Regions from separate parts of the Homo sapiens genome. Here region 1 is linked to region 2. A link is a loop called in an ENCODE intact Hi-C map of the cell type or tissue named here. Cell type or tissue: heart left ventricle. All regions are shown on one strand. Links, peaks and the distances in the headings refer to the core of each region. The heading gives the core; the rest is flanking DNA.

Evidence for each region. A loop is a pair of places that touch in the nucleus more often than their neighbours do. Peaks named below come from ENCODE experiments on the same cell type or tissue, not always from the same donor. Only the 100,000 strongest peaks of a DNase experiment are listed, where the experiment ranks them.
Region 1: a loop joins it to region 2, with 4 times the contacts of the local background. A loop is called at or near these places in 54 of 110 quality-filtered maps.

What each region holds. Positions count from the first base shown.
Region 1 is chr18:23,615,228-23,624,149 of GRCh38, reverse strand. ANKRD29 (ankyrin repeat domain 29) reads left to right here. Exons shown (of 10, transcript NM_173505.4): 7 at 4,521-4,619; 8 at 6,323-6,418. Among named protein-coding and RNA genes, the nearest start is that of NPC1, 33 kb to the right of the region's middle. In heart left ventricle, for the core only: CTCF peaks have their summits at 1,740 (motif pointing left) and 4,881; DNase peaks (open chromatin) are centred at 1,739 and 4,549; H3K4me3 peaks cover 1,064 bases; H3K27ac peaks cover 1,000 bases.
Region 2 is chr18:23,915,042-23,923,041 of GRCh38, reverse strand. It overlaps LAMA3 (laminin subunit alpha 3), which reads right to left. Exons shown (of 75, transcript NM_198129.4): 59 at 7,620-7,753; 60 at 6,347-6,491; 61 at 1,988-2,107; 62 at 1,457-1,590. Among named protein-coding and RNA genes, the nearest start is that of LINC02958, 64 kb to the left of the region's middle. In heart left ventricle, for the core only: a CTCF peak has its summit at 4,406 (motif pointing right); a DNase peak (open chromatin) is centred at 4,401.

The DNA of each region.
Region 1 (8,922 bases), core at 517-8,516, 300 kb after region 2:
AACTTCACAATGATTTCTTTGATTTAATATCAAAGTATTAAAAATATCAAAGTATATGGAAGTATTCAAAAGCCTATTTGAATATTTTTAAATGTTTTTTCACATTTTGGTACATTCCAAAACTCTACAAAAAGGAGCTAAATTGACTTACTTTTCATCATTTTCAAAATTATTTTTATATGTTTAATTTAAAAAAATATATAAAATCGCCAGACGCGGTGGCTAACACCTGTAATCCCAGCACTTTGGGAGGCCGAGGCGGGCAGATTACAAGATCAGGAGATCGAGACCAACCTGCCTAACACGGTGAAACCCCATCTCTACTAAAAATAAAAAAAAATTAGCCGGGCGTGGTGGTGGGCACCTGTAGTCCCAGCTACTCGGGAGGCTGAGGCAGGAGAATGGCGTGAACCCGGGAGGCGGAGCTTGCAGTGAGCCAAGATTGTGCCACTGCACTCCAGCCTGGGCGACAGAGCAAGACTCCGTCTCAAAAAAAAAAAACATATGAAATCATTGTTCTTTTTTTTATAGAGATGGGGGCCTCACTGTGTTGCTGAGGCTGATCTTGAACTCCTGGGCTCAAGCCATCCTCCCGCCTTGGCCCCCCAAAGTGCTGGGATTACAGGTGTGAGCCACTGCACCCCATCATTTTCATGATGAAAATGAAGGCTCTAACCATTATACCAGAAGGAAAAAATAAGAGAAAACAGAAATTAAGGTGTACAAAAGAGGAAAACCTCTCCTAATTCATAAACTAAATAATCAACTGATAGGTAATCTGATTTGACAATAATGCTCTAACTCACATGCAACTCCCTGGGCTCCAAAATCAGATTTGGAGATGTAATGACTAGTAATGAAATACACAGGCGGCCCCCAAATCTCATTTTCCCACTCATTCCTACCTGCTCACAGTCAGTTATCTCACAGGGTCGATGGAAGAATCAAATTAAAAAGCATATGGAAGTATTTTGTGAACAAAAGTACAAATTAAGGGGCGTATTGTTTCTCATGATAAATACTACTCAGATGCAATTAACATTTCCTAAGCATCTGTGAGCCAGTGCTCATGCTCACCACCTTTGTATATGTTTTCTCACTTATCTCTGCGAAGCTAATAATTTTTCCTAAGAGGACACTCACTCAGGCTGAGATGATTTGCCTAAGGTCTTACAGCCAGGAAGAACTGATTGCTTTTTCCACCTCCCATGACTATTCCAATTAAGATGATATATTTGATGAGTGTTATCATTGATGTTCTAAATTGATAATAATAATTTTTTGGCCAGGCACAGTGGCTCATGCTTGTAATCCCAGCACTGTGGGAGACCAAGGCGGGTGGATCACTTGAGGTCAGGAGTTTGAGACCAGCCTGGCCAACATGGTGAAACCCCGTCTCTACTTAAAATACAAAAATTAGCCGGGTGTGGTGGTGCATGCCTGTAGTCTCAGCCTCTCGGGAGGCTGAGGCAGGAGGATCTCTGGAATCTGGGTGGTGGAGGTTGCAGTGATCTGAGATGGCACCACTGCACTCCAGCCTGGGCAACAGAGCAAGACTCCATGATAGGTAGGTAGGTAGGTAGATAGATAGATAATTTTTCACAATATAGCACCTTTTAGCACTTTCCCACATATTAGTTTCAATTGTTAATACAAGTTTACTAATAATGACCAAGCCATTGAAAAGCACATTGAATAGACAGCTGGCTGCCTCTCCCTGCCCGCCCTCTGGTGGAGAGAGTGACAAAGAACAAAACAGACCCAGAGCAGGCACGGAGGGAGAAGCGCATTAGTATTGGCACCAGCTTGGACCCACACTCCCCTCCTGCCTTCCAGGGTCCCACCCGCACCCCTCTGGCTACAGCAGCTAGATTTCCCACCCTGCATGAAGGAGCCATGCCTGTCCAAGCCACTGTGACTGTAGCTGCTTTTCCTTCTCCTTCAAACGACCCTTCCCCTTTCTCACACCTAGCAAAATCCTGGTCCTTCTTCAAGACCTGGATCAGATAGCACTCTATCCAGGACACTGAGCCCTCATTCCCCATGCAGCAGCCCTCCCACCTGTTTGATTTTGTGCATTTTTGTCCATACTTTATGATGGCACTGCAGTCGTATGGAAACCTCCATGTCTCTTCTCCAGGACTTATTTTTAGCACTCTGCTTGAGACTTAGAAGGCTGGGCTCACACCTGTAATCTCAGCACTTTGGGAGGCTGAGGTGGGAGGATTGCTGGAGGCCAAGAGTTCAAGAACAACTTAGGCAACAAAGCAAGGCCCCATCTCTACAAAAAGAAAAAAAGAAAAAAAAATTAGCTGGGCATGGTGGTGCACACCTGTAGTCTCAGCTACTAGGAAGGCTGAGATAGGAGGGTCATTTGAGCCCAGGATGTTGAGGCTACAGTGAGCCTTGATCATGCCACTGTACTCCAGTCTAGGTAACAGAGTCCTGTCTCAAATAATAATTATCATTATTGGTTGCTTGAATTATTGATTAATTAAATCCTGAATTGGGAAAATCAAATAAAGAATATGGAAGTGCTTTTAAACTAAAGTACAAATTAAAGTACAAATTGCTCATGATAATATTTAGATTCAAGAATATTTCCACCAAGAGGACCCTGGAAAAATTATGAAGTAAGTTAAAGTGTCTTCCACTTCCCTCTATCCTTTGTTTCAGCACCTCTTCCACTGTCTCTCCCAAGACAGGTCCCAACATCCTGTGACTGCTCTTCAGCACCCCCAGATCCTCCTGGGCTCCCAAGTCACCAGCTTCCCCGACCCAGCTCAGATGTCTTCATCCTCTCTCCCTTTCCTGGGACAGCAGTGGGCAACAATCTTGTGCCTGCTTCTGCTAGTAGGCTAAGGTTGAAATTACACACTGCAGCAGAAAATGTAACTTTATATTCTATAACTGAATCATTTTGCTCTTCAGCCCCCCTTCCCCCGATGGGTAATTCAGTCTTATCTGGCTAAAACAGTCTCTTGGGGCATATTACCATAATTACCTCAGAGGTTACCTTTAGCCCATTCTGGATCCTGCTCCCTCCTGCCTTTCTCTCCGAAGGGACCTAAGAGTCAGACTATCATCCTGGCATTGAGATGGGGGTGGAGAGCCTCATGCGTGGCCCTTGTGCTGGTCCACAAGCGTCCTGCACTCTTACACCCCAGGGTTGCAGCTGGTCTCGCCATTCTCTGCTGGCCTGGCCATTGTATCTACTCAGGAAGTCAGGGCACTGTGGCCTTGCCTTCCCGACACCAGGCTCACTCCAGCCGACTGTTTCTCTGTCACTTCTGATTTCCCATAGGCAGACGGGACTCCTGGATGCCTAGGTGCTAGGTGGATGTGGGCCATGGGGACTGGGGGACCACTGACTCTGAAACTCCCACGGCCATTTCTCTCCTATCTCCCGGGCACCAGCAGAGAGCAGAACTCTAAAGGGCTTGTAACTTTCCTGGTTTCTCACAAGAAGAGAAAATCCTTTCCCATCTGGAATTCCCCATAACTGACCTGATGTTTCTTCCACAACCTAGGTTACCTCTCCCCCACAACACACGCGAGATTCAACGCAGAGGGGGAAGAAAACGTGGACACTCTCACGTGACCTCCGCCTTCCCCCTCCCTCTCTAGCTCCTTCACACATTGGAAGGCTTTCCCAGTTTCCATCCCATCTGCTGGGAACCACCCTACTGTCAAATCCTTCCCCATCCCTTGCATGTTTTACTTTTTTCTCCTCTGAAGCAATATATCTCCACCTCATGGCCCAGTGTGCACAGAGATAGCAATATTGGGGAAATACTCCCAAATATACGCAGAGGAAATATTCCCCAAAATGCTGTCCTGCCGTAACTAGTTTATGTGCATCACTTCCTAGAAGACACAACAACAGATTCCACCTAAAATTAAGCCCCCTAAGAAATGAGGTGGCTTTGGAGGGTTCTGGACACCAGACTAGAAGAGTAGGAGAAATGACTTGAGTTCTCTGACCCGCAGACCCCACCTCAAAGAAAACTGCCTGCGTTCTATGGGAATGAAGGGTGTATTTTGTGAACATTAAGGTGTGACCCACTGGGAAAGCAAAGAAATGGACAGTCTTGGGGGAATAGGCCGGCTTCTCTCTGGGTTTGTGGAATTTGGTTCTGCTGTGGTGTATGTATACAGGTCAGCTGCTCCCCCAAGCCTTCAAAGCAAGGTTCCCACGCATCTTTCCATGAAGTCTGTACCACCCTTTTTGGTAAAAGATCCAGCCACAAAATGGATGATTTTATAAGCCAAAATTTGAATACTGGCAATTATTCAAGTAGCCCAGGCTCAGCCACGTGCCGTCTGCGTCCGTGGGCTACACACACCCCCTCTTTTCTCACTGCCTCCTGGGCGGTGTGGATCAGCTGCAGAGTGTGATCTGCGGTCAGGGAGTGCCTTCCCGGAGTTTTCGCTTTCAGACCCCTGGTGTTAAAGACGTTCTGTGAGCGGGTGGGGCCGGGCGCCCCAGTCACGGCGGCCGCCGCCTCCTCTTCCCGCAGGACGGGACAGCGCCCCTGTGGATCGCGTCCCAGATGGGCCACAGCGAGGTGGTGCGGGTGATGCTGCTGCGCGGAGCCGACCGCGACGCTGCGCGGAACGTGAGTGCCCGAGTCGCGCGGCCAAAGAGCGAAGCCTCCCGGCGCGCCTGTGTGGAGAAAACGGGTCTTGACTGAGTCTGCAGCCCACATGGGTTTCCTCCCAACCTCCTTCCTTGAGCAGGAAAACAAAGTCAAGGTCTGATTCGGTGCTGCTCGGTCTCTCTCCTCCTCCACCCGAGATGACCTTGGGACGCACTAGAGAGGGTGGAATCTTAGCCTTAGGCCTGAGGGCGGTAGAGACGGGGCCTCCCGCCTGTCCTGGGGGCCTCCCGCCTGTCCTGGGGGCCTCCCGGCTGTCCTGGGGCGTGTCCTAGGGGGATCCCCTGGCTGGTGCTGCGCCTCCTGCAGGCCCTGCCTCTTGCCCCTCCTCCCTGGAGCTGCAGACCCCTTGCACCCCGTCCCCTGTTGGCCCGCCGTCATCCACTGGCCTCTGCTGGTGCCACCTAATACTGCCTTTGTGTGCTGCACAGCAGGCCCTTTTCCCCATAAGGAAGGCTTGAAGAGAACCTGACCACCTATGCTGTTTGCTTTTTGTGTTTTACTGTGGCCTTTGTATAACCCTTGCTTACGTAACCCACCTTCCCCTCTCCAAGTCTAAGCTCCAAAAAAGGGAAATCACCAGACGCGTTCGCCACCATTTCACTGCCCTCTCTCTCACTCTTCTTCTTCCCACAATCTCTGAAGCCAGAAAAGACCCCCACCCCCCGCCCCCCAATTCATTCTTCCTTCTTTCTGATTACAGATAAACCCTAATGGCAGGCCGAAGTGGTTTCTTGGCTACGGGAGAATTATGGACTAAATCCTCCAAACACAGCGACTGATATGTGAAAATGGGAGAAAAAGGAATTTGGAAACTGTGTTCTTGAGCCAAAAAATAACGACAGAAGCTAAATATTAATTTTTGAATTTGGCTTTTCATTCTTTTTAGCAGATTTTATTTTATTTTTTTCTGAGACAGAGTCTCACTCTGTCACCCAGGCTGGAGTGCAGTGGCACGGTCTCAGCTCACTGTAACTTCCGCCTCTGGGTTCAAGTGATTCTCGTGCCTCAGCCTCCCGAGTAGCTGGGACTACAGGCACGGGCTACCACACCCGGCTATTGTATTTTTGGTAGAGACGGGGTTTCAAGTGACCCTCCTGCCTTGGCCTTCCAAAGTGCTAGAATTACAGGCGTGAGCCACTGCACCTGGCCTTTTAGCAGATTTTAATCTATCACCTCTGCCCCTAAGCCCCACTACCCACACACGGGCGGATGCCTAGAGCAGACTAGGGCAAGGCTGTATAAATTTTTTTAGAAACAGTAAATACAGCTCAACAATGATCTAAATTATTAAAGACAGTTAACCATTTCTGCTAAGTTATGAACAGCCGAGAATGCCTCTTTGGTCCAACCATGGCCTAAAAATATGCTCTTGAAATTCCCCTTGTCCCCTGCCCAGTGTTCTCAGGAACTGTAGAAGTATGAATTCCCAAATGGCAGAGTTCTAACATAATCTAAGTCACTGTTTATCTGATACTCTTTCATGCAGAATTTACTGCTTAATATTCTCTAAAATGCTCCTAGATTAAGAGACATTGCTGATCTGTGCTTAATTTACACGTCATTAGTTTCTGACAACGGTACTTTCCAGTTCCCAACTGACTGCTTTCAAGCAACACAGATATATGTTAATAATCAACTTTTATTTTCCTCTTTCTGTTAAGGATGGCACAACAGCATTATTGAAAGCAGCCAACAAAGGGTATAATGATGTCATAAAAGAGTTGCTTAAATTCTCACCCACTCTTGGTATTTTGAAGGTAAGACCTAAAGATAAATTTTACTAATCTGTAAGAGAGAGGTTAGAAAGTAAGTCCTCACTTGGGGACTGTGTCGAATTTGGGTGCAGTTAGCCTGGTTAGTTGGATTCTTGAAAGAACACACCTGCAGCTTCTTGATGCTGGAGATCCCAGGGGCTCTGGTAGAAGTGGGGAGGTGGTAGAAAGAGTGAACCACAGTCTGTCATTACCTAGTTTTGCAGAAAAAAAAAAATCGACAGTAGTAATGAAATAGCTAATTGGAAAGTATGCCATTTTGACACCATTTGGAGGATTTGTGAAATCAAGGAAGAAGAACAGACACTTATGTCTGTTCTCTTCATTTTCTTAAGCAAAGAACCACTCTGTTTTGTTCCCTTAAGTGAAATAAAATAAGCCTCAAACACCTGGAAGCCTCAGAAAATATGTCAGTATGGATACCTGGGTCACCTAAAAAACAGAGCCAAAACTCTTTTTTTAAGTTTTGATCTTTTTGTTTTGTTTTGTTTTGCTTTTTTGAGATGGAGTCTCCCTTTGTAGCCCAGACTGGAGTGCAATGGCACGATCTCGGCTCACTGCAACCTCTGCCTCCCAGGTTCAAGTGATTCTCCTGTCTCAGCCTCCCAAGTAGGTGGGATTACAGGCACGCTGCCACCACACCCAGCTTTTTGTATTTTTAGTAGAGACGGGGTTTCACCATATTGGCCAGGCTGGTCTTGAACTCCTGACCTCAAGTGATCCACTTGCCTCAGCCTCCCAAAGTGCTGGGATTACTGGCATGAGCCACCCTATCTGGCCTAAATTTTGATCATTTTTGATTAAAATATTTCTAACCTATATTATATATCAGGAGTCAGCAAACTTTTTCTGTAAAGTCTTAATAAATATTAGTATTTCTGTTTACTAATATAATTATATTATTGATTATATTAATTTTATTATATTATATTATTTATTATATTAATAGTAATGCTTACTAACATTTTAGTAAATATTACTAAATAGTAAATAGTAATAAATATTACTAATTACTAATATATTTACTACAGTAAAGATATATTTATTAATATATAAATATTACTATAGGAAATATATACTACAGAATGTATTTACTATACACTATATATATAGTATATATAGTATATATATATATATACTGTATATATAGTGTATATATATATATACTATATATATATAGTATAAATTTACATTTTTTCAGAGACAGGGTTTCACTCTGTTGCCCAAGCTTGAGTACAGTGATGCAATCATAGCTCACAGTAATCTTGAATTCTTGCGCTCAAGTAATCCTCCTGCCTCGGCTGGGACTACAGCCACACACCACTGCACCCATCTAATTTTTAAATTTGTTGTAGAGATAGGGTCTCACTATATTGTCCAAGCTGGTCTCAAACTCCCAGCCTTAAGCAATCCTCCTGCCTTGACCAGGAGGCATATTAGTATATGGCATATATTTACTATATATAGTAAATTATATACTGTAAATACATACTATATAATATATAGTACATATAGTATGGATGTATTATATACATACAGTATGTATAGAGTATACATACATACAGTATGTGTAGAGTATACATACATACATACGGTATGTGTAGAGTATGCATACATACATACGGTATGTGTAGAGTATGCATACATACATACGGTATGTGTAGAGTATGCATACATACATACGGTATGTGTAGAGTATGCATACATACATACGGTATGTGTAGAGTATGCATACATACATAGTATATATACATACATATAGTATGTATATATTATATACTATATAATATATACATACTATATAGTATATACTATATAATATAAATATATACTATATATACTATAGAGTAAATATTTATGTCTAGTAATATTTACTGAAATGTTAGTGAATATTACTGTTACCAGATAGCAAATATTTTAGGCTGTGTGGGCCATACAAGTCTCTCCCAACTGCCCCAACTCTGCTGTGGTAATCCAAAAGTAACCATAGAAAATACAACAAAAAGGCCCAGTGCGGTGGCTCACACCTGTAATCCCAGCACTTTGGGAGGCTGAGGCAGGTGGATCGCTTGAATCCAAGAGTTCCAAACCAGCCTGGGCAACATAGCTAGACTCCATCTCCACAAAAAATGTTTTTAAAATTAACTGGTCATGATGGCATGCACCTGTAGTCCCAGCTACTTGGGAGGCTGAGGTGGGAGGATGGCTTGAGCCTGGGAAATGAAGCTGTGATCGAGCCACTGCACTGCAGCCTAGGTGACAGAGAAGCTCCTGTCTCAAAAAAAAAATCTTAATTCCTATAAAACTTTATTTATGAACATTGTTATTTGTGGAATTTCATATTTTCACATATTACAAAATATTTTTCGTCTTTTAATCTTTTTAAAATCATTTAAAAATGTAAAAACAGTCTGAGTGCAGTGATTTATCCCTATAATCCAGCACTTTGGGAGGCTGAGGCAGGAAGACTGCTTGAGGCCAGGAGTTAG
Region 2 (8,000 bases), core at 1-8,000:
GCTGGAGGTCACTTTCCTGATGGCCCCAGTTGGATTAGGTTCCCTCCTGGGCTCTGTCAGCACCCTGAGCTTCCTCCTATGGCACACGTCATGTTCTCCTGTAGTGACTGTCTCTCTTCTGTTCTTCTCCAGGCTCCACCCTGCTCATTGTTGCCTTCTTGGCACCTGTCACTCTGCCTGATGCCCATTAGGCACTCAATAAATCCTGTGTAATGAATGAATAAGTGGCAACTCTCAAACATACTCAAAAGTACTCGAAAAAACTACCTTAAACGATTTTATTTTATTCCATTTCATGGAAATAAAATCAATCTTACTGACAATTCATAACTGGCTATTCATGGCTGAATTGCTATTTGATATTGATAATATTAAATATTAATATAATCTCACTGGCTCTGAATTTCTTCATTTGTAAAACTCAGGGGCTACATACCATGATCTGCAAGGCTCCTTCCAGAGCCCAGGGAGTAAAGATGTCACCCCCAGGTTCTGTTGAAGTGCCCAGCTTTCCCATTTGCATTTTTGCCTTTGGAGGCAACCCTGACAACTTTAAAACAAAGATTAGTACCTGACTACGTAGAATGGACAGACGCCCACATGTATAAGGACTCTAGAAGAAAGAATACCTTGGCATGACACCTTATAAATCATATTCTAGTTCCTTCCAACTGATGTATAAGTTAGCAAAAGAGTTAACTAGCTTCAGATCTCATATAAAAGTCATCATAACCTAACCTTCTGGGAGCACTCTTACTTAGTCATGAGGCTGCACTAATCCTTCCAGGATATGTTCTGTCCACACACTATCGTCAGCTATCTAAAAGCCTTCCGGGAGGATACAAATGATCAAAATGTAAAAGTTATTTTTACGTGCATTCCAAAATGGTGGGATTTTTCCCATTCAGATAAAGCTTTACTGCCTTTCACATTAATTAATTCATGTGTTCACTCATCCAAGAAACAGTTACGTAACAATTCCACGCTCGATAGCATGTAAGGAGCAGCTGATGCCGAAGTGAAGGAGACATACTGTTTCACATTCTTCCAGAGGCTCCCTGAAGGTGGCAACCTCAGCTTTCAGTTCCCCAGGGATGTCTGTCAGGCCTTGGGAGGCCCACGCTCTCCTATGCAGCCTTCAAGGGCCCAGGGCCACAGCCTCTGTTCTACTTGCTGCCAGCATTGTTAACCCAACTATACCCTTCGTGGTCCCTCCCCTCCCGAGAATGACAATGGCGGTGACACACATTCCCCCACCCTCCTTCTTTCCACTGCCCAGTCTCATTATTCGGGATTTAAATCTGTTTTATTCTGTTGACTATACTGTTAATATGGAAAAGTTAACTTTTTGTGTTTGTTTGTTGGTGGAATTAAAAATGGCAGACCAGATTTTTTTTGGTCACAATCATAACCACTAACAAAGGCTTTAAATCTCGTTTTAAAAAAATCATCTTACCTTTCCCTGATTGCAATTGGAATTCCTCCCAGATAATATGTGCTGAAATCAAATACTTCACCATCAATTATAGTGTTTTGAACGTCCACATTTATCCACATACGCTTTTGGAGTTTTCCAATTTTGATCTGAATCTGAAATAAATGAGAGATGAATCAGCAAGCCAGCGAAAATAAGAGAATCCTATTCACAGGGGTTCAGAACTATCATGTTTTTATTTATCTTCCCCCAGATTCATTTATATACATAGTAGGAAGGCTCTGAGCAGTAGCATTTTTGGATAAAAATATGATACTAAAACATTTTGATAGAAATGTTTGTATTTGAAGTTAACCGTGTTTTATAGATATCATGTATATGTTATACATTTCATGCCGAAATGTGCAAATTTTAAAAGGATATATCCCTCAGTTAACATCCATAAGTTTATCTGGTAATAGGAAGTTTTATTTATTTATTTGGGGGCACTGACTTAATTTTAAAGGACTAAGGACATTTAACGATTCAAGTAAACAGACTCAAAAGGTGTACCGAATGGTCTCTGCCGTTGTTTATGGCGTCTCCAACTCCTCTCTCTTTTGGTAGCTCTGAATTCAGTTTGTATCTCACCATGAGCTTGCCATCTTCTATATTTAGAGATATGAAGCGATCCTAGGACAGAGGAACAATGCAGATGACCAGAAGGCTTGGCTGAAGAAGAGGCAGAGCACTGGAACTCCCGTTACTCTCACAGACCCCCCTGCTCTCAGCTTCAGCTGCTGCCTCAGTGAAAAGGGATAATGGTGCTGCAACAGCAACCTCACGGGATGGGATGATGGTTCAATACTGTAAGTCACGTTAAATGTCACGCACAGTGGTTGGCCCACAGGACAGACACAATAAATGCTAGCTATGATCATGATTTTGTTTCATGCGATCCATAACTGGTGTATAAAGATGGAGACCGAAAAGATACAGATCATTAATATTATTTGAAAATATGAGTGCCTTTTAGAGAGAGGCGAGGTCTTATGCAGACCTCAGATACCTTCCACCATCTGTTTTCTGACTGATTCTTATGTCTCTGTCTCATTTGTTGGTTTATCCCCTTCTACCTTCCATGTCAGTGTTGGGGGTTCCTCGGGGATCCTACACAGGACTCCTTCCTCCCCACACCACTCCCTTTGCCTTGACAATCACAGGCTCTCCTGTAGCTCCAATCCAGGTGTACTGATGGGCCCCAAATTGTTCTCCCCAGCCTAGACCTGTCTTCAGGGCCAAGTCTGCACACGTGATTCCCTTGTTGTTATTGCTTTGCTTGCATGACTCACAGAGACCTCAAATTCAGAATATCTCACACAGAACGTATGACCTACATGCCTCCTACAGGCTGCCAAGCCTGCCTCTTCTTCCATTATACCAGGTGCATGCGCTCCCTGACTCCCAGCCTGCCCCCTGCATGCACGTGTGCAGGGCACACACATACATCACCATGCTTACCTTTCCCTTATTGCTGAGCAAGCCACAAACCTAGGAGTCATTTTTTTTCTTTCTCATCCCTTTATCATAACCTAGGAATCATTCTTGATCCTTCCTTCTCTCCCATCCAACATAATCTTGTAAATTCTGCCATTCTTAGCTCTCTCTTTATGTCATCCCACCTAGTCTCAGCCACAACATTTTTAGCCAGTCCCTGCAGCAACAACCCGCCGGTCTCCCCATGTACCCCCGAAAGTCCATTCCCCCCTACAGCCAGAGCAGTCTTTGAAAATGCCAGTGGGAGCCTGTGACTCTCCTCGGCTGTCAGGATGAAGCCCTGACCCCTACCAGATGCTGCGTGGCATCTGCCTCTCTCTCAGCACTGCCTCTGGCTCTCCAGCCCCGCAGCCACTGTTCCACTGAGTGCTCCCTGCCCTTCCCACCTCCAGGCCTTCTTCATGCCTCTCCCTCTGCCTGGATCCCCCGTCTTGCCTGTCCCCATGTCCTGTTCAAATGCTGTCCTCCTGATCTCAGAGGAAGCATTTCCTTTGCTCAAGTGTCTTTTATGTTGTACATCCTCATTTCACCCCCAAACTTTTCCTTGATACAGCTCTTCACAGTTGTGATGAAATAAACAACCTATTAACAGCATTCCTTTGCATATTCTTCCCCTCTAGATTATAAAATCCCGGAGGGCGGGAGCCATATCTGTCTTTGTCATTATTGCATCTCCATTACGGTGTGAAACATATACTTGAATCAGCTACTTCCCTAAGATAAGCTGAGCAATTTCTGACTTAGGGCTTGAAGGCTTTGCTTTTACACAGTTCCTTAATGATAAGAATGCCTCTCTTTGAGGTCCAGGGACCGAGTTCTTTTCTAAGAGGAAAATCAGTCCTTATCTGGATCCTAAACCTTGCCTTTGGGAGTCAGCTTAGGTTGATCAAACCATAAACAACAGAGTTACACCAATTTACTGAGAGTCATGAGCCATCCTACTTAAAGCAGATCTCTAGGTCATTTCTTATGTAATGGTATTATGTTAAGTTTTCTTATTATATGAGTAGTATTTCTGGTTCTTAGTCTCCAAGAACTTCAAATTATATACAAAGAAGACCTTGTTTTGTAAAACAACTGCCGTGTCCTGAAGATGCTGGATGACTTCTCTGCTCTATGTATCCTTCAGGCTGGCTGGGACCTTCCCAAACCATCAGAACTGGTCCAGCCTTGGAATCTCCTGAAGGGTCCAGACCAACCCCAGAGAGGAGAGTTGGACCGGGTCAGTGTCACCACCCTGCGGTAGAAGACTCTGGTAAAATCCCAAGCTCCTTATCAATCCCATGTTCTCGGACCACCAGAAAGCCTTTGGGCTCATCCACATTTCTTCAGAAATACTCCGTGAGAGCAACTACAGAAGCTCCTATTCACCGGAGGGTTCAACTCCAGGCCGGCTATAGGTATAAAGCAGCAAACATCACGCCAACTCTCCATCAACCAGCAGATGGCGCTGACGATCACTTGTAGAGTGTCACTTTGGACTTTTCTAACCTAATAGATTTTAGAGGGTCCCTAGGAATCTCAGCTACTTGAAAACAGAGAAGCTTCAGTGTCTTGAGAAGGCAAACATGCTGATAAAGACACAATCCCACACAGCCTGGTAAGAATCAGATCAAGACAGAAACAGCAGGAAGTCAGTCTAGATCTTAGAGATCCCAGGAAGTTTTCACATGTTTTGGGTCAGAATAAGTAGATTCTTAGGCAAGCAGTGGTTCTCAAATAACAAAACTGATAATGAGAATAGAACAGGAAAAGGGGAGATTTCTCCCACATTTTGGGGGGCATGTTCTCAAATTCCTGATTATTTGCCCTCATTAAAATAGACATCAATGGAACAGAATAGAGAGCCCAGAGATAAAGCCACACGCCTACAACCATCTGATCTTCGACAAAGTCAACAAAAACAAGCAATGGGGAAAGGACTCCCTATTCAATAAGTGATGCTGGGATAACTGGCTAGTCATATGCACAAGACTGAAACTGGACCCCTTCCTTTCACCATATGCAAAAATCAACTCAAGACTAATTAAAAACTTAAATGTAAAACCTAAAACTATAAAAAAAAACCCTTGAAGAAAACCTATTCTAGACATAGAAATGCCTAGAAATACCATTATAGAAATAGGCCTTTGCAAAGATTTCATGATAAAGACCCCAAAAGCAATTGCAACAAAAACAAAAATTGACAAATAGAACCTAATTAAAGAGCTTCTGCACAATGAAAGAAACTATCAACAGAGTAAACTATCAACAGAGTAAACAGACAACCCACAGAATGGAAGAAAATATTTACAAACTATGCATGTGAAAAAGGTCTAATATCCAGAATCTATCAGAACTTAAATAATTAACAAGCAAAAACCAAACAACCCCATTAAAAATGGACAAAGGACACAGACTTTTCAGAAGACATATATGCTGCCAGCAAGCATATGAAAAAATGCTCAATATCACTAATGATTAGAGAAATGCAAATCAAAACAATGAGATACCATCTCATACTGGTCAAAAAGGGAATTATGAAAAAGTCAAAAAATAATAGATGCTGGTGAGGTTGAAAGTGGAAAAAAGGGAATGATTGTACACTGCTGGCGGGAATGTAAATTAGTTCAATCACTGTGGAAAGCAGTTTGTCTATTTCTCAAATAACTTAAAACTACCATTTGATCCAGCAATCCCATTATTGGGTATACACCCAAAGGAATATAAATCGTTCTACCATAAAGACAAATGCACGCCAATGTTCCTTGCATCACTATTCACAACGGCAAAGACATGGAGTCAACCTAAATGCCCATAAATGGTAAACTGGATAAAGAAAATGAGGTACATATACACCATGGAATACTACACAGCCATAAAAAAGAACGAGATCATGTCCTTTGCAGCAACATGGATGAAGCTGGAGGCCATAATCCTAAACAAACGAACGTAGGAACAGAAAACCAAATACCACACGTTCTCACTTATAAGTGAGAGTTAAACATTGAGTACACATGGACGCAAAGAAGGGAACAACAGACCCTGGGGCCTACTTGAGGGTGGAAGTATTTTTAAGGACAGAAAAAATTACCTATTGAGTACTACATTTATTACCTGGGTGATAAAATAATCTGTGCACCAAACCCCTGTGACATGCGATTTACCTATATAACAAACCTGCACCTGCACCCCTGAAACTAAAAATGTTAAAAAAAAAAAAAAAGTACATTTCCCAGCCAACAGAAAGTACAACTGGGTGGAGGAAAAGGATGCAGGTAACATTTACACATTGTTTTCCAGATCTAGTGGGTCATTTATAACAACCCAGTTATCTCCAAATTGCTAAACAGAATGAATATATTTGGTTGTATCTGGATGCTTGTTATAGATTACCCCGTTTTCTGCAAAGAACAGCAAGCCTCTATCCACGGTGGTCTGAATTGTCTGTCCAAAGGTTGGGATGGGAGCATGTGGTTGAGTTGGAACTCGAGCATAGCCCGTACCTTCAAAATAATTTTTGTCTGACTCTTCCTTCCTCCTGTCAACATTAATCATCATAAATTAGAACACAGCAGCAAATGATCACCATGCCAGTGTGCTTATTAATACAAGATGTTGCTATCTGAAAAATGGAGCCAAGAAAATGCAATCTAGTTGTCATAATTTTGTTAAAGCAGAGGAGACATCTTTAAAATGTTAAGGCAGCCAGCTCTTTCTCCTGGATGTGCTCTCATACTCTGACAATCAAACCCTAGCTCGACAAAGATGAGTAAGATACCCTTTTGGAAATGTCTGCTTAGGAAGATGTGGTCTGCCAGCTGAAGATTTTGAAATGTAAGAGATTATTAACTTGCAATGTAATTTTATTCTGAATAATAAATATTTGGTCCACCTCATATTAGAATATACCATGTCCTTGTAATTGTAGGGAAGGTTAGGAGTTCAAGGCAGCAATTTTCAAAAAGATTGAGGTGGAAGAGTACCAAAAAAGTCATGGCACATTTTATGAACCACTTTTTCTTTTCTTTTCTTTTCTTTTTCTTTTTCTTTTCTTTTCTTTTTTTTTTTTTTTTTTTTTTTTTGGAGATGGAGTCTCACTCTGTCGCCCAGGCTGGAGTGCAGTGGCATGATCTTGGCTCATTGCAACCTTGACCTCCCGAGTTCAAGCGATTCCTGTGCCTCAGCCTTCCAAGAGGCTGGGACTACAGGCACACACCATCACACTCGGCTGATTTTTGTATTTTTAATAGAGATGGGGTTTCGCCATGTTGGCCAGGCTGGTCTCAAACTCCTGGCCCCAGGTGATCTGCCCACCTCAACCTCCCAAAGTGCTGGGATTACAGGCATGAGCCACTAAATCAGGCCTCTAGATCAGGTACCATCTAATATTAAATATTTTGTGGTAGGAGGCACAAAAATTTTCATAAAGACTTTTTTCAAGTGAGAAAACTATCTAGCATTTCATACAAATTAAGAAGAGACTACCATAATTAGATTTTAGGGCAGGACTGCCAGTGTTGCATGCACACATACTTGAAGAACTACTGGCCCAAAGCAACTAGCAACATCAATAGCATCTCACTGGCCCATCCTTTATCATATGTAAAAGTACTGCAAGTTACCAAAACTCCAGTTACAGAGTTTCTGGTTTCTACATTTTATTTACCTTCTACAAGGCTCCACTTCAGTTGTGTTGAGATTGAATGTTTTTTTGAAGTTGTACAAGCTCAGAACATTTTCATTGAGGTCATCTAATTCAATACAACCTTTGTATGGAGGGAAACTTAGTCGACTGGGAAGCTGAAAATGAAATAAAACATCTTCCACCAATTGAACAAAGGACAATAATCAAAATAGTATCAATTAATCACTTTTAACAGTCACTATGGCATAAGGGTTAATTAAGAATGTGAACCCTGGAACAAGATGCCCTGGCTTTGCTATTTACTAGCTGTATGACTGTGGGCAAGTTATTACACCTCGCTGTCTCTGTTTCCTCATCTGTAAAATGGGAATGATCATGATGCTTATTTAAATTAACATACTA